Linked DNA regions of Mus musculus: all the other regions are linked to region 3. The links are chromatin loops, found by intact Hi-C in ENCODE. Cell type or tissue: left cerebral cortex. All regions are shown on one strand. Region 1 overlaps Ankrd6 (ankyrin repeat domain 6). Region 2 has its middle 18 kb from the start of Rngtt. Region 3 holds the start of Ankrd6 (ankyrin repeat domain 6).

Region 1 (8,000 bases), 91 kb after region 3:
TTCTAGACTTACTGTGTTCTCTGCTCCCTTCCTGCCTGAAGAACAGGCAGCAAGTTTGCCTTTAAGCTTTTCCCTCCTGAGCACAGTGAAACTGAATCCCGTGACAAAGGACGTGATTGACAGGTGGGAGGCAGACAGATTGCTCACTTCCAGCAACAAGGCTCTCTTGAATGGTGGCTATCTTACTGGAAGAGGAAGCTCTGATTTCATGAGAGGGCAAAGCAGCTACAGCCAGGGCACCCAACAGGTTAGCAGTGGAGTCTAACTTACAGCCCGCAGAGAGGTCACACCCGTGTATTTCCTTCCCCTCTCGGGGTTCTCCATCCTTACCCATCCCTGCCTGCCTCCATCTGGCCTAGTTTACTGGTTCCCAGACAGGGAGCAGAGCATCCTGTCACTCCAAGTGAGGTCAGGAGGGGAAACGGGAAGAGAGGAGACTCGGCATATGTGGTCCTGTGCATCTGCCCTTTGTGTCAAGCGTCTGCCGGTGCGGGTCCCAACAGCGAGATGATCCCTGCCCTGAAATCCGGAATGACTTTGAGATGCCGAAGTGTGAGGGGAAGGCGTTGGCTGCAGATGAGAATTGATAACCTGGGGTGGAGTCACTGCTGCTCATCTTGCAAGCAGTTTTCTGTGCAAGCATGCTGGGGGGCAATGGGGCATATCCAAGATACGTTGTGAATGACCACTGCCCTGTGGAGGTGTGGGTTATATCATGGGGGAAGTAAAGAGGGCCCTTATGTAGCCGCAACAGAAAAGCAAAACATAAAATGTCAAAGCTGGTTGATGAACATTCTCTCATCAATGGGGTGTTTATATTTTTATGGGTTTTTTTTTTTGTTGTTGTTGTTGTTCTTTGTTTTTTAATAGTGATGGTAGCTGTACATGCAAAGGGTGCCTTACCTGGTAATTATCTAAATGAAGCTATCTCAGCCTGCAGCTGTAACCGTAAGAACTTCTGGCTTTAGTCTCATTATCTGAGAGGCTGCATCTGTTGCATGAGACTGCTGTCTGGGATGGGAGTGGCAAGCGATTTACCGGAAGCTGGTTGGCCCTCTGTCTGTTGCTAAGGGGGCTGGGTTGCTGTGGGAATGGGGTGAGTGGGGGTGACTGAGCTGCTCGCCCTCTCAGGCAAGCTTTAGAATAGGCTGGGTGGATGGTGATGATGAAGAAACTGGTCTGAAGCAGGCCACCTTTTGCAAGAAGGGCTCTGGAAGGGAAAGGGTAGAGATAATGCCTAGTGCACAGAGACAGCAAATGGGTAGAGAGAGGGAGGCACCTGCAGATGGGAGCCAGTGGCTACTGCTGTGCATCTTTCTGCATTTGGCACAGAGTGGTTTTGCAATGTTTGAGTTGAAGGAGCAAGAAATCAGTGTAGTTTGTGTGAATGGGATGCAGCCTCTCTGCATAAAAAGGAACAGTCCACCCAGTGTTCATAAGGACAAGCCTCCTCCGTGTGTGTGTGTGTGTGTGTGTGTGTGTGTGTGTGTGTGTGTGTGTGCGCGCGCGCGCGCGCGCACTTCTGTGTGGTGGAGGCAGACAGCGAGGAGATAAGCCCTAATGTACTCTGTGGCTTTGGGCCTTCCAAAGGCATTTCTAGCTGTTTCCCTCACTGCTTAGAGTGCTAACTCTGTTCTTTCTTTGGGCTGGGAATATAACTTCACGGCGGCACTTGCCTGGCATGTGAAAGGCCCTGGGCTCGATTTTCAGCCCAGGAAGGGAAATGGACATCTCAGGGCTGACTGGCTGGGGCACGGTGCTTCCGGTGGCCTGGTGAGCAAGAGCAGACTGGCCTTGCCAGAGTCCCTTTCTTTATTATCTTTTGCCCGTATTTGGGGCAACAAATGGCGAACACAGTGAAAAGTGATGCTAGAGATTGGGGGTAAGAATTACCTTTCTAAAATTATGGTGTTTATTTACATCTGGCTGGGCTCCTCTCTTATAATGAAATGGCCGGGCTCTGTTCTGTATATGAGACTCTACCTAAGGCTGAATGATTGTCAAGTTTCTGGAAGCAACTGTGAAAGATGCCAGGATGCTCTTGGTCATCAAAATATGATCTGATTTGAAAAGTGTGGTGTTTTCTCTCTCTCTCTCTCTCTCTCTCTGCCGTGTGTGTGTGTGTGTGTGTGTGTGTGTACACAATATGGTGCCCCCTTCCATCATGTGGGTACAGGAACTGAGTTCTTGTTCTCAGACTTTGCAGCAAGTCCCTATACCTGAGCCATCTCCCTGGCCACTACAAACGTGATTTAAACACAAAAGACTCCCTCTTCCTCCCGCTGCCTCAGAGAAATCACTATCCCTGACTTGGTTTGTTCTAAAGAGATTACCAGGGCTCCTTGAGCAGAGTCTAGAGTTGTATTAAGGCTCTGCCTTAAGTGGTGGCCATTAAGCACGGGGTTGGGGGATGTTTGTGGAGGGGTTGTTCCTAAACTGGCGGTGCTAGCGCTGCCTGCACTAAGTGAGGCACCAGCTTCTTCGCATGGGGAGTGTCTCTTCAGCTGGGAACGGGGCTCGACCCTGGGCTGTGCTCGGTTCTCTGTCTGTTCCAGAATGCAGGAGACTTTGCAGAAGGTAAAAGATGAAGGAAATCATGTTTGCTGGGGGTAGGAATGGGGACAGGGCTGTCTCCTCAGAGACACCCTGCCCATCAGGGTCTCTGAGTGCATGTTAGCCATAGTGGATTCATAGGAACCTGGCCCTCAAGTCTAAAGGTTGATCATGCACAGTACATGTTGTTATGTATACAACCAGGAGGTATCTAGGGAGCTGTACCAGACCCCCTCTTTTTATAAAATAATTAAAATATAATCGTGTCATTCCCCGACCTTTGCTCCCTCCACCCTGGGTTACATCAGGCCTCTTTACCCAGGGTACTAACTCAGCCTCTCAGGTCTGCCCGGCTCGTGGAGAATGGTCCTGAGGAGGGAGGAAGTGGAGAGTTGGCACACCCTGCTGCTTCACTTTGAAATGCTGTGGAAGTGTGCTTTTGGCTTCCTGTCCCCTGTGCTGTGCAGCAGAGGGACACCATGAGGTCAGCAGTGGTGTGGACTGTCTGTCTGTCCTCTTGTACTGAGTGGCGCTGATGGCCGCTTTGTTTTGTGACCCCCTAGGACCTGAAGATGGAGTAGTGAGAAAGGCATCCCTCAGGATTCCGAGCACCTTTCGCTGTGGACTCCAGCCCCACCCGAGGCTGCATGTGGAGCTGAGGAAACTGACCCACCGCTTGCTTTCCTGGGAGCCCCTTTCTCTCCTAATTCATGAGCCAGCAGGATGCGGTCGCTGCGCTTTCAGAACGCCTGCTCATAGCTGCGTACAAAGGCCAAACAGAGAATGTGGTTCAGCTCATCAACAAGGGTGCCAAGGTAGCCGTTACCAAGGTAACACGGAAAAAAACGCCATAGCTGTTCTCTGGGAATAGCTTACCTCTTGTTGCCTGCAGAACTGTTGTTTGGTTCATAGTTTTAAAAGAACTGGCTTTTGGTAAAGGGATGAAGGCTTGGGAGGGGACACAAAGCACTGAAAATCACTTTTGACTTTTCTCCCACCCACTTCTATAGCCAGTGGACAATTTGTCTCTTTGGAGAAGAAGTTCCTTCACAGAGACTAACTGAACAGTGAGCAGGGGGTGGAGGGTGGGAATCATATTAGACAGGCCTCCTAGCAAGGTGGACCAGCCTTTGGTCAGAAAGCCCCCACTGTGGTCTCACTATCCGATCTAGCAGCTTGGACCAGATGCCTGTCATTACTACTGTGGGGCTTTGTAAGACATTGCTCATCCCTTATCAACTGGCAGTACAATGGCAGGTCAGGGAACGGTTGATTGAAGGCAGTTTTAAACCCCAAGAAAGGTAGGTCCTGGCCAGGTGTATTAGTGCCAGCATTAAGTTTGAAGACAGCCTGGACTACATAGATAATCTCAAAAATAAGCAAAAATAAGGTAAGTCAGGCCCTTCAATGTTGAAGTAATGCTGATCCAAATGTATCCAGCTTCCAGTACTGCCTTGAGTACCGTGAAGCCCCCGGAGAATATTCTCTCCTCATCCTAAAGACATTTCTGTCCAGGTGGAAATGTACCTTACATCCTTGGTGCCCTGGTCCAACGCTCTCCCGCCTTCCGCTCCAGAGAGCCTCACAGATGGAGATATGGTTTCTTTTTTTTCACATGGCATCATCTCTTAGTATCTGACGTTCTGGGCCAGATGTTGGTCAGCCGTCAGTCTCAGTCCCTCTGCACTGCATACTGGTCTTGAGAGAGAAAATCTTGTCAGTTGTCCATGGCACCCCAGAGGTCTACAAGTGTAGTCTGAGGCTAGCATGAGGATCCTGAACTGGCACCTCCTGTGGCCAGCCCAGGAGGTGCTACCCAGCAAAGGTTAGCAGGTAAACCAGGTTCGGATTCGACTCTGCTGTGTTTGCAAACTCTTGTGACTAGCTTAACTTTTCTAAGCCTCAGTTTCCCTACCTGTGATACAAGAATAATATCAACTTTTCAGGGCTGTTATAATAACAGTAACTTAGTCAAAGCCACATAGGCTGCTCTTTCATTTTATGTCTTAAATAGACCTCATTCATTGCTTTGGTTTTTTTGTTTTTTGTTTCGGTTTTGGTTTTTGGTTTTTCGAGACAGTGTTTCTCTGTATAGCCCTGGCTGTCCTGGAACTCACTCTGTAGACCAGGCTGGCCTCGAACTTAGAGATCTGCCTGCCTCTGCCTCCCGAGTGCTGGGATTAAAGGTGTGCACCACCACACCCGGCTGCTTTTTGTTTTTTATCCACAGATTTTTTGTGGTATATTTTACATGCCCCAAGATTAATCTAATCAGAAATTTGCAGAATGCTCACACTATCATGCCGCTGCTAGGATTGAGCTGCCCCCCACCCACCCCACCCCCTTCAGCTGTCTCAGTCACTCCTGCATCTGAGCTCCTGCCCCTTGAGCACACAGTGAGAAGTTGTCCTCAGTAAGCTAGAGGAAGAATTCACCAGGACCCATCCATGTTTGTGCCCTCATCTTGGACTTCCTTGGGGAAGATGCATTTCTGATGTGGCTGCCTGAGCAAACCAATGTAGTCTCGTCCTGGAAAAGGTTATCTATCCAGTCAACCTCACCCCAGCTCTCAGTGATCATCGACCTCCTGTTTGTTTATGAGTTTTCCTTTTTTAGATATTACAAAGAAATGGAATTATGGGGTGACCTGGTTAATTTTATGCCAACTTGACACAAGCTAGAGTCATCAGAGGAGGGAGGCTTTATTGAGAAAATGCTTCCATAAGACAGGCTATGGGGGGCTGGTGAGATGGCTCAGTGGGTAAGAGCACCCAACTGCTTTTTCGAAAGTCTGAAGTTCAAATCCCAGCAACCACATGGTGGCTCACAACCACCCGTAATGAGATCTGACTCCCTCTTCTGAAGTGTCTGAAGACAGCTACAGTGTACTTACATGTAATAAATAAATAAATAAATAAATCTTTAAAAAAAAGATGGGCTATGGGTAAGAAAATGTAGGACATTTTCTCTTTTTTTTTTCTTTCTTCCTTTCTTTTTCTTTTTTTTTTTTCTGAGACAGGGGTTCTCTGTGTAGCCCTGGCTGTCCTAGAACTCGCTCTGTACCAGACTGGCCTTGAACTCAGAAATCTGCCTGCTTCTGCCTCCCAAGTGCTCCCAAGGCGTGTGCCACCACTGCCCAGCTGGTCCGGAGTTCTTTAAGGAAGCAGGCTGAGCAAGTCATGCAAGCAAGCCACTAAAAAGTACCCGTCCAGGGCCTCTGCATCAGCTCCTGCCTCCAGGTTCCTGCCCTGTTTGAGTTCTTGTCCTGACTTCCTCTGATAATGAACAGAAATATGAAATATGAAAGTGTAAATTCTCTTTTCCTAACTGGCTTTTTAGTCCTGGTGTTTTGTCACAACAATAGGAACCCTAACTAGACACACAACATTATGGTCTTCTGTCCTGATTACCTTCCTGTAGTATAGAGTTCTCAAGAGTTATTCATGCTGCAGTGAGTGAGTACTTCATTCCTTTTTGTGACTGGATAGTGATACATAGTAAGCACACATAGAATCACATAGTATCTGCAGGTAGGAAGGGTGGAGAACACAGACAGACACACTGGACAAAGGGGTGATTAATGTCCCTGGCTGGATGGCTGGGGGCAGCATTGCTCAGAACTGCATGCAATTTCAGACTCCAGATTCCTTTCTCTCTTGAATTTTCCATTTTCCATTTCAGATTGTGATTGGCCCTGACAATGGGTTACTATAGGGAGTGAGATGGTGGATAAAGGGGGATCACTACTGTCCTTCAGCCAGTTGATGGACGTTTCCGGATGCTTCTAGTTTAGGGCTGTTATTAAAACTCCACCACAGCCGTGAGCATTGACATACACATTTGTGTGGGCAGAGTTTGCATCTATGGTGGGTGAATGTATTAGTCAGGGTTCTCTAGAGTCATAGAACTTATGGATAGTCTCTATAAAATAAAGGAATTTATTGATGACTTACAGTCTGCAGCCCAATTCCCAACAATGGTTCAGTAGTAGCTGTGAATGGAAGTCCAAGGATCTAGCAGTTACTCAGTCTCACACAGCAAGCAGGCGAAGGAGCAAGAACAAGACTCCCTTCTTCCAATGTCCTTATATTGTCTCCAGCAGAAGGTGTAGCCCAGATTAAAGGTATGTTCCACCGCACCTTTAATCCCAGGTGACCTTGAAAGATTTAATCTTTTGGAATCCATAGCCACTATGCCTCAAGATCTCCATACCAAGATCCAGATCAGAAACTTCTATCTCCCAGCCTCCAGATAAGGGTGACTGGTGAGCCTTCCAATTCTGGATTGTAGTTCATTCCAAATATAGTCAAGTTGACAATCAGGAATATCCACTACAGTGAATATCAGGGAGATTTGCTGAGTCATATGATAAATGTTTCACACTGTAACAAAATGCCATGCCTGGTTTCAAAGCAGGTTTACAATTTCCCATTCCCACCAGAGTGTTTGAGGGTCCCATTTCCTACTTCACCTGTGCTTACTCTACCCTGTTGTTTGTTTGTGATGACACTGTCTCGGTACCATAGCCTAGGCTGGCCTCGAACACATGGGCAGCCGTCTGCCCCCAGCTTTCCAAGCAGGGGGATTACAGGAATGCGCCACCATGCCTGGTCACATCGTTTACTCATCAGTGCAAATAATCTTTGACTTCCAGTGGAGCCATGTCCCATAAAACCATCAGAGTTTGAAAATGTTGTAGGGTGAAATGCATTTTCTACACCTACCCTTAGCTTAGTAGGACTAATCTCAGCTTAGTAGGACTGTACCCTCGGGATAGCCTCTGCTTTCTTTCTGATCATGTCGGAAACTGAGAGTTGTGACTTGCTGTTCCATGCCCAGCATCTCAAGAGGGTCCCATACTACGTGTTTCTAGCCTTGGGGAAGGAAAAAATTCAAAATTCAAAATGATTTCTGGTGAATGTGTCATTACTGTTTTTTTAATCAATGTTAAAGAATCGTAAGTCAAATCACCATAAACCAGGGATCATTTTACATATCTTTACAAAAGTAGAACTTACGCACACTGATGGTGGTTATACATACTTTTAATCCTAGCACTTTGGAAGCAGAGACAGTCCTGGTCAACAGAGTAAGTTCCAGGACAGCAGGGCTATGCAGAGAAACCCTGTCTCTAAAAGCAAAAGAAAAAAAGCGGGGGGGGGGGGGGGGGGGGAAGGGACGACACGGGACGGGACACACACACAAGGAATTTAAAAGCTGTATTTTATGTGCATGGGTATTTTGCCTGCACGTGCGTCTGTGTGTCTGTATGCTTCCCTGCATGTAGTGTCTTAAGAGGCTACAAGTGGGTGTCAGATCCCCTGGCACTCGAGTTACAGATGGTGGAAGACTCCCACGAGGTGCTGGGAATTGAACAGAATTGCAGCCAGTGTTCTTAACCACCAAGTCATGTCTCCAGAGCCTGCTAGAGGCATCCCGGTTCCACG
Region 2 (8,000 bases), 340 kb before region 3:
GCTCACTGTGCAAAGCTGTGACCTGTACTGCTATTTTATTTGTGTTTAAAAGGCCCTTATAATAGTGTAGGATTCCCTTTGATCCAGCTCATATAATTATAGATTAGCTTTCATAAGACACTGAGCTCTTATTTTATAAGGCGATAATGGATGTTTTCCAAAAGGGACAGAGATTTAGAAGAACTAATGCAAGTGTCTTAGACTACCAAAGCCGAACACTTTAATTAACGTCGCTCGCTGATATCAGGTCCACAGGGGATGATGACAGATGCTGGCTGGGCTTCAGGATCCCTGTGAGTATGTACAATAACGACGGGGACCAGTCGTGAGGAGACAGATCAGCTTTATGTGGATGATTCAAAGGTTATATAGTTTTGGGGAGAGCCGGGGGCAGGACGGTGGGGAAGGACCATTGGCTGAAGGTTTAAGGAACCAAGATGCCTCATTAGCATGGGGAAGCATTTCAGAAATCTCGGGTCCCTGCTGAACGGGTTCTTATCAGGAGATAGGAAGCTGGACCTGTAACCTTAACCAAGGTTATGTGACATTTCACAGGTATAGGGGGTGGGGTCTGGGGGTCCCTCTGGCTGAGAAGAGGAAACCTCACTGACAAAGGAAGTCCGCCATTCTGTACCAAGCTCAGAAAGCTATCAGGGCAATGGTAGACTTCAACCTTAATTAGCAGGGCAACAGACCCTAAGTCTTCACCAAGGGATGGAGTGTGCAGGGGATAAAGTGCACTGGGAGGAGGAGCTCCTTAGGGATGGCCACAGCAGGCTTGATAGTAAGTCTAGAGACAACAGAGGGAAGGCAATGGCCCTATAGGCTCATAGGGAAAGGCAGTATGAGGAGATGTGGCCTTGTTGCAGTGGGTGTGGCCTTGTTGGAGGAAGTGTGTCACTGTGGGAAAGCTTTGAGGTCTCAGAAGCTCAAGCCCGGCCTAGTGCATCATTTTCTTCCTGCTGCCTTTGGTCTGGATGTAGAACCCTCATCTCTTTCTCCAGCACCATGTCTACCTGCACACCCCCACACTCCCCACCAAGGTAATAATGAGCTAAAGCTTGGAAACCGTTAAATGTTTTCCTTTATAAGACATTCCACGGGGGCTGGAGAGATGGCTTAGAGGTCATCTAAGACATCTTCCAGAGGTCCTGAGTTCAATTCCCAGCAACAACGTGGTGGCTCACAACCATCCATAATGAGATCTGATGCCCTCTTCTGTTGAGTCTGAAGACAGCGTACTCACATACATAAAATAAATAAGTAAGTCTTTAAAGAAAAAAAAAAAAACTTTCCATGAACTAGGCAGTGGTGGTGCATACCTTTAATCCCAAGGGCAGGAGTTCAAGGCCAGTCTAGTCTACAGAGCTAGTTCCTGGACAGCCAGAACTACACAAAAAAGTGCTGTTTCAAAAGCCAACCAACAGCTGGGTGTGGTGGTGCACACCTTTAATCCCAGCACTCAGGAGGCAGAGGCAGGCGGATTTCTGAGTTGGAGGCCAGCCTGGTCTACAGAGTGAGTTCCAGGACAGCCAGGGCTACACAGAGAAACTCTGTCTCGAAAAACCAAAAAAAAAAAAAAAAAAAAAAGCCAACCAACAAACAAATAAGTAAGAGTTGCCATAGTCATGGTGTATCGTCACCACAGTGAAACCCTATTTGAGGCAAGTCCCTCTAGCTTTAAATGTGTATATTAAAGATAGAGTCTTCATATGTAACCCTGGCTGGCCTAGAATTCAATACCTAGCCTAGGGTATCCTCTAACTCATAGAGATCTACCGGCCTCAGCCTCCCAAATTCTAGAGTTAAAGGCATGTCCCAGCATTACCTGGTTTGTTGTAATTTCAACACACACACACACACACACACACACAGTTTTGATAAATCATCCAAGCTAACCTTAAACTTACTCTGTAGCCCATGAAAGCCTTAGACTGGTGGCCTTAAACCTCAGCTTCAAAGTAGCCAAAGTTACAGCTTCCGGTCCCAGCTGGTGTCCCTATCTTCCATAAATCAACTTAGTTCTGATCGCTACATCCCTGAGCTATCTAGGAAAGAGCATCTTTCATGAGGCTCAGAATCCTGCAGGTCTGGCATCTCTGGCTGAGTGCCTTGAGCTACTTCTCTTCAATGTATTTCAATCATCATCTGTGGTTCCTTCATTCGCTAATCAGACAACGGGCTAGAGAGACTCCACAGTTAAGAGCACTTAATTGCTGGGTTCACAGAGGACTAGACTTTGGTTCTTAGCATGCATGTCAGGCATCTACACACATACACATGAATACAAATAAAATCTTTTATATACAAATACAAATAAAAGCCGAGCATGTGGCACACACCTTTAACCCCAGCACTCAGGAGGCAGAGGCAGGCGGATTTCCAGGCCAGCCTGGTCTACAGAGTGAGTTCCAGGACAGTCAGGGCTATAAAGAGAAACCCTATCTCGAAAAATCTTTTAACAACAGCAAAGCCCGTGCAAGAGAACACAAATGCAGCATTAGATAAGTACAAATGGCACTCAATTTTCTGAGACATTCGTTCTCTCAGGACTGGAAGACAGAATGGGGGCTGGAGAGATGGCTCAGCAATTAAAAGCACTGACTGCTCTTCTGAAGGACCTGAGTTCAAATCCCAGCAACCACATGGTGGCTCACAACCATCTGTAATGAGATCTAACGCGCTCTTCTGGGATGTCTGAAGACAGCTACAGTGTACTTATATATAACAATAAATAAATATTAAAAAAAAGACAGAATGGACTCAGTGATGCAATTATTGCTTTCTTTTAAAACAAAGAATCTTATGAATCCCAGTCTGACGTCAAATCATCTATGTAACCAGAAGATGCCCTTGAACTTCTCCTGCCTGTATCTTCCAAGTGGACAACCTTGTATGGGTTATGCAGTGCCTGGCAATATACCCAAGTCACCACACATTTGAGGGAAGTCCTCTACCAACTAACTCCATCATCAGCCTTAAGTATCGCAAATAACCAAACTGTATACACCGACTACTGAGGAGTTAGATAGAATCGGGTGAAAAAATAAACTTTATTTTCCGTTTTTTCCGTCCATGAAATCGGAATAATGCTACACCTAATGTTTTTCCACCAGGTGGCGCTACAGCCCAGGGAATCCACCTCATTGATTTGCGACTCAAAAGAAATGAGGTCTGGTCAAGTTTTCTTGAATTCAGCTCCACTCCTAATGTTGGATTTGGCTCCACCACCAGATTCATAGTAGCAGAGGCCAGCCTGACCTACCTCGATTAAGTAGCCGTGACTATTCCGGTACTCTGGCTGTCCAGCTCATGTCGGTAACCTCATTACAAAGGTGTAATGATGATGGGAGGGAGGGGGCTCTCTAAGCACTGCTGTGCCTTTCACAGATAATAATTATCAGCTTCTGTGTGCCATAAAAAACTTAGTTCAACTGTTTTCAATGATGTTCAACCGATTTCAATGGGCTGCTGATTTCCCTTTCAGTTGAGATAAGACAGTTTTCACACCAATTATTGCTGGTGTGCACAGCTATGCTTAATAGATATGGGACCCTGTAGACTTTGAGAGAATCGGGTTTCTCAGTTCAGGGAGAATATGAAAAACTGCAATCTGCCAGGACAGCTTCATCGTACCCCAGCTCTGTCACTTATGGGTTTCAGATGTTTTCTTTCCTGTTGAGAAAAGAAGGGTCTGGCTCTGTCTCCCAGGCTGACCTAGAACTCGCTCCTGCTCCTGCTCCTGCTCCTCCTCCTGCTCCTCCTGCTCCTGCTCCTCCTGCTCCTGCTCCTGCTCCTGCTCCTGCTCCTGCTCCTCCTGCTCCTGCTCCTCCTGCTCCTGCTCCTCCTGCTCCTGCTCCTGCTCCTGCTCCTCCTGCTCCTGCTCCTGCTTCTGCTCTCCTCCTCCTGCTCCTGCTCCTGCTCCTCCTGCTCCTCCTCCTTCTCCTCCTCCTCCTCCTCCTGCTTCTCCTCCTGCTCCTGCTCCTCCTCCTCCCCTCCCCCCTCAAATGTTGGTATTATAGGTGTGTGCCATCACATACAACTTTACAAAACTACAGATTTATTGACTCTCAACCAGGACTTCTTTCATTCATTGATTTCTGGTTTGCAAGTTTTGTGTTTGTTTGCGACCGAGTCTCACGTGTCCCAGGGTGGCCTCAAACTCCCTGAGTACCCAAGGATGAACGTGAACTCCTGATGGTCCCTATTCTACTTGAGTGCTGGAATTATAGGCGCTTTCTATCACATCTCATTTTGTTCGCCTCTGGGGACAGAGGCAAACAAAACCCAGAACTCTGTACGTTATAAGGCAAACATGCTATCATCTGACCTACATCCAAGCCTATATAGTTACTTAGACTTACTATAGATCCAGGAGGATCTCCTGCTCCAGCCTCTACAACCACAGTGTCCTATCACCATATCACCCACACAGCTCAAGCATTCTACCATCTGTCACACCTAGCTGAAGACTGCCAGGTAATGCAGTGCGTGCCTGTAAGCTCAGTACTCCAGAGGCTCGAGCAGGAAGACCTGGAATCAGGCTAGCTTGGACTCTATATGTATATTAGATTTTAAGGGGGAAAAAATTAACCTTTCGGGGCCCAAGGTTTTAACTTTGCCCCTGAAACTTGAAAGGCACAACATCACCTGGCGAGGTCATTAAATGTAAAATCTAATTCAATAGGTTTGGCGTGGACCTGAAATTCTGCATTTCACTTATTTCTCTGAAGACAGAGTCTCAGGTAGGTAAGCCATGTTGGTTTCAAATGCCCTTTATATAGCTAAGGATGACCTAGAAATCCTGACCCTCCTGCCTCAGTCCTGAAGCACGCTCTCTCTCTCTCTCTCTCTCTCTCTCTCTCTCTCTCTCTCTCTCTCTCTCTCAAACTAGTGATACTTTTTTTTTTTAAAATGTCTGAGTGTTTGCACACCTGCATGCCAGAAGAGGGCATCAAATCCCTTTATAGATGGTCGAGATTCACCGTGAGGCTGCTTAGAATTGAACTCAGGACCTCTGAAAGAGCAGCAAGTGCTCTTAACTGCTGAGCCATCTCCCCGCCCTCTTGCAGCTTCCTCATATAAGAGGTTAGTAGCTAATATTGAACATGGGAGATGCTTTTCTAAACTAAGAATTGAATAAACTATCTCTACATCAGTGTTGGGAATTTGATCTCTTCACTGATTAAAATCCCAGGTCCTCACACTTGCATAGCAAGCACTGTCCCCACTAGGATAGCCTGGAGCCCCCGTTTTCTTTGTGTTTGTTGAGATAAGGTTTCATGCCACCCAGGCTAAGCTTTGTTACATACCAGAGACCACACTTGAATTTCTTACCTTCCTGTCTTCACTTCCTAAGTGCTGGGATTAGTCTTGAACTAACATGCCCAATCTACATTTTTCTTGCAAGTTTTCCTTCCAATATCAAATAAGAATGGCTTTACGTACTTAAGAAGTAGAAAGAGAAGCTAGAAAACAAGCCACCAGTTGAACTATACTCTGTGGCCTATGGCTACCTTTTTAAAAGCCCCCCAGTTTTCTATGGAATAGCCCAAGCCACTCCCTTGAGCTGTGAATAAAAAATCCTTTTAGGAAGCTTCTGCATCAGAGAGTACTCGCAGCCCTTAGGGAAGATGCACTTTAGAAATGGGCAGTGTCCCTGCGAGGTGTTCTTAGAGTGCTGGCATTTTCTTCAATACGCTTTTGTAATAGGGGAAATTACTATTCCAAAACACAAGCTTTAAAGACCTGTTAGCACACTGTGGTCTGAGTAACCCTTGGAGACCATGCAATCCACTGGCTAGACAGCCTGGAAACAGCCACTCGACCAATCCACTGCCTGGAAACAGTCTTGGTCCAATCAGCCTCCTAGAAACACTACCCCAACCAATCAGGGGTTTTCTAAGAATTATTTTTCTGTAAAATCTGCCCCTTGTTGCCTGACAAACCGAAACCAGAATGATAAAATGTACCTGAATTTGCTTCTACACTGACTTTCTCAGCCCCAGATGGGCCGTGGCCAGCTTGACAGACAAGCATTCTCCCTTCAGTGGGGTTCCTGCTGCAACAAGTAATTTTTTTAAACCACATCATAATCATTTTGGGCTGAGGTAAGAAAGAGATTTCAAAATATATTATTGTAGTTGTTCCAATGTGGATTCATGTGAGGAAGTTTTGGTTTGGGGTGCAGTCCTGGCTACCCATGAGAGTGAGCTGCAGTGTTTTAAATCCCTGGTACCCAGACCGACTAAGTCTGAGTTTCTTCTCATTGCTGGTGACTGATTGGGTGTAGATTCAATCAGAGAAGTCTCACCACACTAAGTCTTAGCAGGATCAGCAAGCTCCCGGAGAGGTGGTTCCTGGTGAGTTTGCTTTGTTTTTGTTGTGTGTTGCATTGTAAGTTTTTCTGCCTGGGGACTGTAAATAGGAAGGAAGTTACAGAAAGACACCAATGGTAAGGGCAGGACTGGGTCATCTGAACTCACTGAGGGCATGTCGTGGTGGTGAGGTTTACGGTTGCCGTGTTGGAATGATTTTACCCTTCCTGTTATAACACCGTCATTTCACACCATTTGTTGGGGACCCTGGGTCTGTATTTAAAGTTTCATTCTACCATTCGCCTAAAGTCAATCAAAATGGGGAAGTGAGCATATATTTGGTGAGATATCATAGGGTAAGGAGTCAGCTTTGCGGTCGGTACGTTCACCATATACAGCAAACTAAGAGTTAATACAAAATGGTTGAGGTGACCCAATTGCAGACGCAGGGCTTCCTAAGAGGTGATCAGTAAGCTGCAGTGCCAAGTCTCAGAGAGGAGCCTGCGGCACTGTGTTCAAATGCATCCCCAGGACTGCTCTGCAACCAAAGAGATTGTTATCTAATCGCTTCTGTAATGTGGGTGAGCATTTCAGATATCGCTGTAGTCATGGAAGGTGTTGCTGGCTGTGTAGACTGGGAAGGAAGACTCTGGAGACAGGGCATAGAGAGAGAGAGTCTCTATACCTTTCTGGAACCATATGAAACAGAAAATACATCTCTATGGGGGTTCTTCTCTAAGGGGGTGCTTTCCTGAATTATTGAGATGGTAGGAGAAAAAAACTACATATATTCTAGCCAACTCTACCCAGTGTGTCATCAGGCCCTTTGGGTAGTGGAACTCCTTGGGGGATTATCAAGCCAGATCCCCTCACAACCTGGCTCTGGGAGTTATAATCCTAGTGCAGCCTGGTCCTTAGAAATCTTCACTAACCGGGCATGGTAGCATTTGCCTGTGATGATGAAGCTGGAGGATCCGTGTGAGCTCCAGGCCAGCCAGGGCCCTCTTACAAGAGTCAGGCTCTAAAATCAAAACAGGGCTGCCCAAGATGGCTCCACTATAAAGACACTTGTCACTAAGCCTAGCAACTTGAGTTTTATCCCTATAGTCACGTAATGGAAGGAGACAATCCATTCCCCAAACTGTCCTTTGACCTCTGTACAAGCACTGTGGGGTGTGCCCTACCCTTATGTGGTCTCTGTCTCTGTCTCTGTCTCTCTCTCTCTCTCTCACACACACACACACACACACTCTCTCTCTCTCTTATTCTCTCTCTCTCTCACACACACACACATGTTTAAACATTAAAACAAAAGTAACTCTCCAAGAATGATATAAAATAGGAAAAGAATTTTTAATAATTGTGGGGTTTTTTTGAGATTATAACATATCATTTCCCCCTTCACCTTTCTCCTCCTAAACCTTCCCAACCCACATTGCTCTCTTTCAAACTTATGGCTTCTCTTCCTTTAGTTGTTGTTCCACACATGCATACGTGCATAAGCACACACACACTTAAATGCATGAATACAACCTTCTCAGACTGAATAATGGTACTTGTATGTATGGTTTCAGAACTGACCGTTTGGTGATGGATACGATTGGTGTGCTCTTCCCTGGGGAAGACTATTTCTTAGTTGTCTATAGTTCTCTGTGAGGCACTGAAGTCTCCTGGGCTCCCACC
Region 3 (8,000 bases):
GTGAAAGGCTTATAGAAGATACTTTACATTCTTTATCTTTCTCTCTCTCCCTCAACTCTCCTCCCCATGCTCTAAATAAACTCTATTCTATACTATATTTATGGCTGGTCCCTCAGGAGGAAGGGATGCCTCAGGATGGGGCCACAGAGGCACTCCCTTCCCCCACACCATACTGCACCTCCATCAAACATATCCCTGATTTCCTTTTCTTTTGTATAAAACACAACAACATGCACACACACACACACACACACACACACACACACACAAGCACAAATATTCCAAGTAACAAATATACTAGTGGAATCTCAGAAACGCAATGCCAAAGGGCAGGGATGTGGCTCAGTTGGCCGAGAGCTTGCTGAGCATGGTCTAAGTCCGAGGTTAATCCCCAGCACTGCATAAAACAGGATGCATGCGGTGATGCACGCATGCAATTCCAGCACTTGAGGAGTAGAAAGCAGGGGGTGCTACCAGACATTCAAAGTCATCCTTGACTAGCCTGGGCTACTCAACCCCTGTCTCAAAAGGAAAAAAAAAAAAGGAAAAAAGTTGTATAGGCAGCAACAAAGTATTCATTTGTCGAAAAGGTCAAAAAGAACCATATAGTGTTAATAAGAGAGTATAAAGTTCAGGGTGGACACTAGAAGAACATGATTATAGAGGGACCCATGGAAGGCTTCCTACAAAAGCAAAAGCCGGTTTGTATGGTAACAAACATAGAGACCAAAACATTGCTGAAGGCTGAATAACTAACGTGAAAATAACAAGTGCAGTCAACTTGTTAAAGAAAGGTTGGTGGAAAGAAGAGCAGGCCATATGATCACTGAGCAATGACCCTTGTCATTCACTAAGTAGATGTCTTTCTCATTCACGTGCAGCAATTTGAATGGGAATGCCCCCACCCCCACCCCCAGCTCATATTTGAATACTTGGTCCTCGGTTGGTGGAACTGTTTGGGAAGAATTAGGAGATGTGGCCTTGTTTGAGGAGGTGTCATTGGGAGTGAGCTTTGAGGTTTCAAAAGTGCACACCATTTCCAGCTAGATCTCTCTGTCTGATGAGTGTCAGCTACTGATGTAACACCATGCCTGCCTGCGGCCATGTTCCCTGAAGGACACTCTGTAACCAAAGTCTTAACCAAATATTTTCTTTTCTCTTTCTTTCTTTTCTTTCTTTCTTTCTTTTTTTTTTAAAGATTTACTTATTTATTTATTTCATGTATGCGGGCATACTATCATTGTCTTCAGACACACCAGAAGGTGGCATCAGATGCCTATTACAGATGGTTGTGAGCCACCATGTGGTTGCTGGGAATTGAAGTCAGGACCTCTGGAAGTGCAGTCAGTGCTCTTAACTGCTGAGCCATCATCTCTCCAACCCACATCTTCTTTTATACGTTTCCTTGGTCACGGTGTCTTATCACAGCAATAGGAAAGTAACTAAGGTGGGTGGGAGGGCAGTTAGAGAAGCCTGGCTGCCAGCTGTTCCTTCCAAAGGAGCAAGAATGGAGCTGCGGGCTGGGGACCTTCCTCAAATCCAGGGAGATTTAGGAGTTTCTTTTCATTGGTTCATCTAAACTGTGGCTCCTTGGAGATAAGATCTCCACGACAGCCCAGGCACTGCCTGGAATTCCCATTAATCAAAGTCTGGGTACAAATGCAGACTAGTCAGCTCCCAGGGGAACTCACGGATCTTGCAGGATGGCGGGATTTTTTTTTGTGTGTGTGGTTTTGCGGAGGTTGTTGTTGTTGTTGTTTTTGGATCTTTTGTTTGTTTTTTGTTTTTTTCTCGTCCAATTTGCTTCCACTGAGCTGCTCCATTTTTCACCCAGCCCCTTCTCCTCTTTCATTTCTTTCCTTTTTATTTTTCAAATTTTAACGACCCATCCAATGAATTTCACTGAGACTGTTTACAGGAGGAATCATGGTTCCTTCATGAGAGTTACAACACTGAAGAACCCCTCCCCCCACTCAACTGTTAACTGCGTGTCAATCCTTAGGGAGGGGAGAGGATTTCTCACTGTGGATAAAAGAGAAATAATTACTTTGAAATGTCACGTTTACATACTTTACGTCGGGAGCTCTGGAGTTTAGTTGAGACCTGCTCGCAGAGCAACCTGGAGCTCTTAGTGGGTAGGGACAGGACAGGCGCCTCTCCTAACAGTTTCAGGTTGGGAGTGACAAGATTGAAAACAAATTTCTCCCAGAAGAGTTTTCACACTTTGCTAAATAAAACAGCTGCTGAGACTGGGAGGGAACGGCGGACGGGGGTTGGGGGTGGGTGGTGGGTGGTGGTGGTGGTGGCGGCGAGGGTGGTAGGGGGCGCAGAGTGGGGGAGCATTCCCAAATAGTTTCGGAGGATCAAGTGCTTAACTCTCTTCTAGGGTGGGCGGGGAGGGGGTTTTGGAGTGTCTCCTGTTTGAAGCTTTCAGGAGGCAAAAGGAAACAGATACTCTAAGGAAAAGGAGGTTCTCTCCTTGAAACCCAGCTATATTCCAGAGAGGGTGTGAAAAAAAAAAATCGCTTCACCGTAAATTTATCACCAGCCTCAGGTAAGATCGAAGCGTCATGTTCACCGTTCTACCTGCTGACCTCTCCACCTCTGTGAGCAAAAGGTTCCATCACTCATTTGTCATCAGATCGTGTGTGTGTGTGTGTGCGTGTGCGCGTGTGCGTGTGCGCGTGCGTGAGAGAGAGAGAGAGAGCATGCACATGCGCGCGCATGCATGCCTGCATGTGTGCATGTATGTGTGTTAACTTTCTTGCTTGCATTTATATGTATATCGGTGCTGAGGGATTTGAATTTGGGTTCTCATGCTTCATCAGAGCGCACTTTACCCACTAAGTCCTGAGCAGCCAACCCCATGAGATTTTTCTTGAGTAGAATGGCATTCATATAAGGCTGGAAATAGCATTGATTATCTGAGCCTGGTCATTGGGACTGCTATGAATTTGAAATAAACACATTCTTTGAAGTAACCTTTTGTTTACATTAGGCTCCAGGCTTACCACACTCCTAAATCGCTCAGTAAGTTGTTCTTTTTCTTTTCTTCTTGAGGCAGGCTCACATAGGCCAGATGTTGCAGACATTTGTTGGAGTGTAACCCCCTAGTTTATGCTGCCCGGGGAGCTCTTTTAGGTACTGAAAAAGTAGCTGTGGCAGTGAGAGACAAAAACAGTCAAGACAACAGTATGTAAGGCGTACTTGGAACCCGCGGGTGAGGACTGATGTCCCTGCTGGTCCTTCACCAGGCAGCAGCGGGAGAGAGGATGCCCGACCCTCTCTTTGCAGCAGCTTCCTCGGTTTCCATCGGCTCCAGAAAGCCGGCCACAGGTGGAGGGCTGGAGGGTTCTCCGCTCAGTCCATCCAATTGGTGCGCCTGGTGCCCGATGCCGCTGAGGAAACAGCCCTCAGCGCGGGTGTCCTCCCGCTGCTCGTGGGTCCCAGTGGGAGCCACCCCGCACCTCCGGGATGTGCGGTTCGGGAGGATCGTGTGCAATGACCAGCGGCCGCTGCGGGGCGCTGTAGCCCTGCGGACAGCCGGGTGGGGCGTGGCCCGAGGGGCGTGGCGTGGAGTATGGGGCGGGGCCGGCGGGGCCCTCAGGCATCCAGGCCACGCGCGGTGGAGCGTGGGGCGAGCGGCTGCGGGCAAGGAGCGCAGCGGCCCGCGAGCTCCGTGCGGAGCGGCCGGCCGGCGCGGGAGCGAAAGGTACTGGGCATAGTCGCCGGCTCCTGCGAGTGCTAGTAATCCTCCAGGAGCGCTCATGGGGACACTGGGAGGGGGCGTCGCTGGCAGGGGCGCGCTCCTTAGTGGCCGTCTGGCTCCGGGCGCTCTCGACGTCGCGCGTGTGGGGAAGTGCTTGCCCTGCAAACTCTTCCGCAGCCCAGGGCAAGGGCAGTTCCCACGGTCGTTTGGAGCACGGCTGGTCCCGCGGGGCCTTAGGGCCTTGTGCGCCGCCTTTCGGGCTCAGGATTCTCTTACTTGCCTAGGGCATTGAAATGTATCGCTTCCTGTAGATTTGGGGAGCTGGAGAGAAGGGGGATCATTATGGCTGATCCAAAAGGAGTTGTACTTTGTGAAGCTGGCCAAGAACGTTTCCCCCGAAGTGCATTGAGAGAATTCACGTGGTGGTAAGGTGTGTGTGTGTGTTTACCACTTTGATGGCATGAGACTGAGTTGTGAAACCACCAGTTAGGTGTGCGACTGGAAAACCCACGTCTTCAAGCCTTAATAGTTAGAGCTGTGAACTGAAAGCATCATACATAACCTTGAAGTTGACATCAGGCTTTATGGCGGGCATCGTTCCTGTGAGGCGAGGCTCTTGGCTGGTGGTAGCCATGTGTATTAAATTGATACTGATTGAATGTAATGGAAAGAACTTGGACAGTGACCAATCACACCCAGGTGCGAGGTTGTCCCAAGTGTTCAGATTGATACTGACTAACGGTTTCTCATCTTTAAAATATCTGTTACGTGAGTAGTTGGGATAATTAACTTCCTTTGTTACCCTGATTGTATACTTAGCATATGGTGAGTAAGTTTTGTTTTGTTTTATCCTGAGAATACAATGGCCAGAGGATGGCTCATCTGGCAGACTCTTGCCACCAGACAATTGGAGTTTGATTCGCAGAAGGTGTGACAAGGTGGAACTGACTCTCTCACCAGTCGTGGTGTCCTCTGACCTCTTCATGGGCTGAGGTTCATACACACACACACAACATAAATAAACTAGGAATTCATATTACAATTAGGAGGGGTTTCTGCCCTCTCAGCTTGAGGGAAGGAGCAGTCTGAGAAAAAAAATGAGGGAAAATTGGACACCAGACAACAGTTAGTTATAAATTGTTGAGAAGTCTAACCAAAGCTGATTTTTAAAATCAAAACCATCACAATAAAAATGCTAGCCCAAGGGGCTGGAGAGATGGCTCAGCAGTTAAGAGCATTGGCATCTCTTCCAGGGGACCCAGGGCCAGTTCTCAGCACCCACGTGGCAGCCCACAACTTCACAAATATCTGCAACTCCAGTTCTAGTGAACCCAACACCCTCACACAGCCATGCATGCAAAACACCAATGCACATCAGCTAGAATAAATAAATTATAAAAATGCCAGGCTGGGGGTCCATGCCTGTAATTCCAGCCCTCTGGAGGCTGAGGCAGGGTCATTAGTTTGAGGCTAGCCTGGGATACACAGCAAAATTCTGCCCTCAAAACAAAACACCCAGCCTTGTTTGTTAACTCCTTGTTTGACCTTGGTAGCTAGGACCAAATGTTAACCTTCGCATTCTCCTTAGCCCATCCGTGTTTCCAAAGCCGATATCTTCCATATGAAAGCCCAATAGCTTGTGCTATAACTCAGCTTAGCAACGTGGCACACAGCTAATTCCCAAAGTCCTCTGCTCCACCCAGACAGATTCTGGTGCCTTCTGTGAACTCTTGCTCAGAGAGATGGAATACAAGAATAGCTAGCAGGCACAAGTACCCCATTACCCAGCCGAGGAACCCTTCAGTTACCATCCCCACCCCTATCAAATCACTGCTCTGCGTGTCGTCTTAATTCCCCCTTTGCTTCACATTTCCACAACAATTTAGAGCATTCTCGAGTTAAAAGCAGGATATCAAGAGGAAAGCGGAAGCCAGGGAAAGCTTACAGTTTGAGCGGGAGACCGTGGTTTCCCTGTGGTGGACTCGGGCGTGTTCAGTCTGTGTAGAGAACTGTGTCTTCCCCTCACTTAGAGGCTTTAATTTTAAAAGCTTGCTTGAGTCCCTAAGAATTTGGAAAACAGTAATTTGTGACCCTGTGTCTCAGGGAAAAGGTTTTGTTTTTTTTTTTTAAATACAGCTCTCAAGAGAACATTGTTAGGGCTCTGAAGGGTGAAACGCCGAGTGTTCTTTCCCAATGGCTTTACCCCACAACTCTTTGTTCCTTAGTGTGTTCTGTCTGTCACTGTTATTTCTTCAGGATAAACACAGCTCTCCTTCAGTGGTTCCTTTTTTCTTTTCTTTTCCATGAGACAGGGTGTCTGTGTGTACCCAACACACAGAGATCCTCCTGCCTCTGTCAGAGTCCCTTCAGTGACGGTTGAACAGCAAGCTCTGAAGTCTCACCTGAAGGAAAGCCTCCTGGAGAGGCCCTGGGGTCTTTGCTGTGTAAGGGAGCTAGCTTGTCCTGGTATTCTTAGGTGTAGGTAGGAGTGGGTAGGTGAAAACAACTAGGTAGGTATTTAGCTTCCACTTGAAAAAGTGATGTGTGTAAAAGTTCTATTTATTTAATTAAAAAAATTTTTTGAGATTTTTATTTTAAATAAAATAATATTTGATTTTTTTGGGGGGGTGTTTTGCCTTTGTGTAAATCTGTGCACCGTGTGTGTGTGTGTGTGTGTGTGTGTGTGTGTGTGTGTGTGTGTTTGCAGTGCCCATGGAGATCAGGAGACTGGAGTTAGCAGGTTGTGAGCAAGTGGCCGCTCTTCCTTTGAAAGAGCAGAGAATACTCTAACCCCGAGCCATCTTTGCAGTGCTGTATTTATTTATGTACGGGCAGGGTGTTGCTATGTAACTCTGCTGGCCTCAGATTCATGGCAGTCCTCCCTCCCTACTGTGTCTGAATGACAAATGGGGGGAGGGGGGCATCTGCTTGCCTGGCTCCTGGTATGTTTAAGTAGCCAGTCACTAGCAGTCACTAGCCTGTGCCTGTCCTGTGTCTCCTCAGGACACCACCCCTCTCATTTCCTGTCCACAGCAATTTTTCCATAACAGCCAGCTCTGGAAATCCAGCTATTGTAGGTACAGATTGGGAGTCCCGTGCTGTGTTCCCTATCCCCCACCCCCAACCCCACTACGGTTTCTCTTTGTAGTCTGGCTGTCCTAGAACTTGATCAGTAGACCAGGCTGCCTCAAACTCATAGAGATCCCACTGCCACTGCTGGGATTAAACATTTGGGACTCAGTGCTTCAGCTGGGATCAGCACTTGGGGACGATGTGTTCAGTACACTCAGCTTGTTAAATGTAATAGATAGATGACTCCCGTGAATTACAGCTGCAGAATACCCAGCCAAGGGTCCAGAATAGTACTCGAATCTGGAAGTATGCTTACGGACTTGCAGACTCTATGATTTTACTTATGTGGCATCACACCTGGAGTAGTCAGATTGACAGGGACAGAAAATGGGTTTTGGTTTACAGCGGGTATGGAGAGCATGCTGAGAAAGCATGAGCTCTGAATCCAGTGGTATGTTTGAAGTTGTTTCTTTCTATTTTTTGTTTGTTTGGTTGGTTTTTGGTTTTTTTGAGACAGGGCTTCTCTGTGTAGTTCTGGCTGTCCTGGAACTCACTTTGTAGACCAGGCTGGCCTCGAATTCAGAAATCCGCCTGCCTCCGCCTCCCGAGTGCTGGGATTAAAGGCGTGTGCCACCATGCCCGGCCTTTTTTTTTTTTTTTAAGATTTATTTATTATTATATCTAAGTACACTGTAGCTGTCTTCAGATGCACCAGAAGAGGGCGTCAGATCTCATTACGGATGGTTGTGACCCACCATGTGGTTGCTGGGAATTGAACTCAGGACCTTCAGAAGAGCAGTCAGTGCTCTTAACCACTGAGCCATCTCTCCAGCCCTGTTTCTTTCTATTTTTGAGATTATAATATGCTTATACCACTCTCCCCCTAATAGTATTTTAAAATAAAATTTCAGATTAGCCATTTCTGTTCATGATGCCTGTCTGTACCAGGGCACTGAGTTCAGGGACAGTGTAGGGTGGCCAGAGAACCTGAGATGACATCATCTACCTCTCCCACCACCTCCTCAAGCCCGGGCCGGGAAGAGATGTAAAATCTAGTTGTGCTCAGATTGAAAGGCAAGCATCTATGTTATTTACTGGGGGGGTGGGGGGGTGGGGGAGGGGGTGGTGGTGGTGGTGGTGGTGGTGGGTGGGGCTCCAGTCTAAAGATGAAAGATTTATTTATTATTATATCTAAGTACACTGTCTCCACTTGCTAGGC

What was found. A loop is a pair of places that touch in the nucleus more often than their neighbours do. Peaks named below come from ENCODE experiments on the same cell type or tissue, not always from the same donor. Only the 100,000 strongest peaks of a DNase experiment are listed, where the experiment ranks them.
Region 1: a loop joins it to region 3, with 4 times the contacts of the local background. A loop is called at or near these places in 7 of 42 quality-filtered maps.
Region 2: a loop joins it to region 3, with 3 times the contacts of the local background. A loop is called at or near these places in 2 of 42 quality-filtered maps.

Annotation. Positions count from the first base shown.
Region 1 is chr4:32,855,705-32,863,704 of GRCm38, reverse strand. Ankrd6 (ankyrin repeat domain 6) reads left to right here. Exons shown (of 16, transcript NM_001012451.1): 2 at 3,117-3,383. The coding sequence starts at 3,264. Among named protein-coding and RNA genes, the nearest start is that of Lyrm2, 59 kb to the right of the region's middle. In left cerebral cortex, a CTCF peak has its summit at 4,325; DNase peaks (open chromatin) are centred at 100, 1,124, 3,356 and 7,935; H3K4me3 peaks cover 2,199 bases; H3K27ac peaks cover 1,609 bases.
Region 2 is chr4:33,288,105-33,296,104 of GRCm38, reverse strand. No RefSeq gene overlaps it. Among named protein-coding and RNA genes, the nearest start is that of Rngtt, 18 kb to the left of the region's middle. In left cerebral cortex, CTCF peaks have their summits at 3,111 (motif pointing right) and 4,972 (motif pointing right); DNase peaks (open chromatin) are centred at 3,143 and 5,856; H3K4me3 peaks cover 762 bases.
Region 3 is chr4:32,946,459-32,954,458 of GRCm38, reverse strand. It overlaps Ankrd6 (ankyrin repeat domain 6), which reads left to right and starts at 3,633. Exons shown (of 16, transcript NM_001012451.1): 1 at 3,633-3,712. In left cerebral cortex, a CTCF peak has its summit at 3,498; DNase peaks (open chromatin) are centred at 2,692, 3,539 and 3,925; H3K4me3 peaks cover 1,350 bases; H3K27ac peaks cover 420 bases.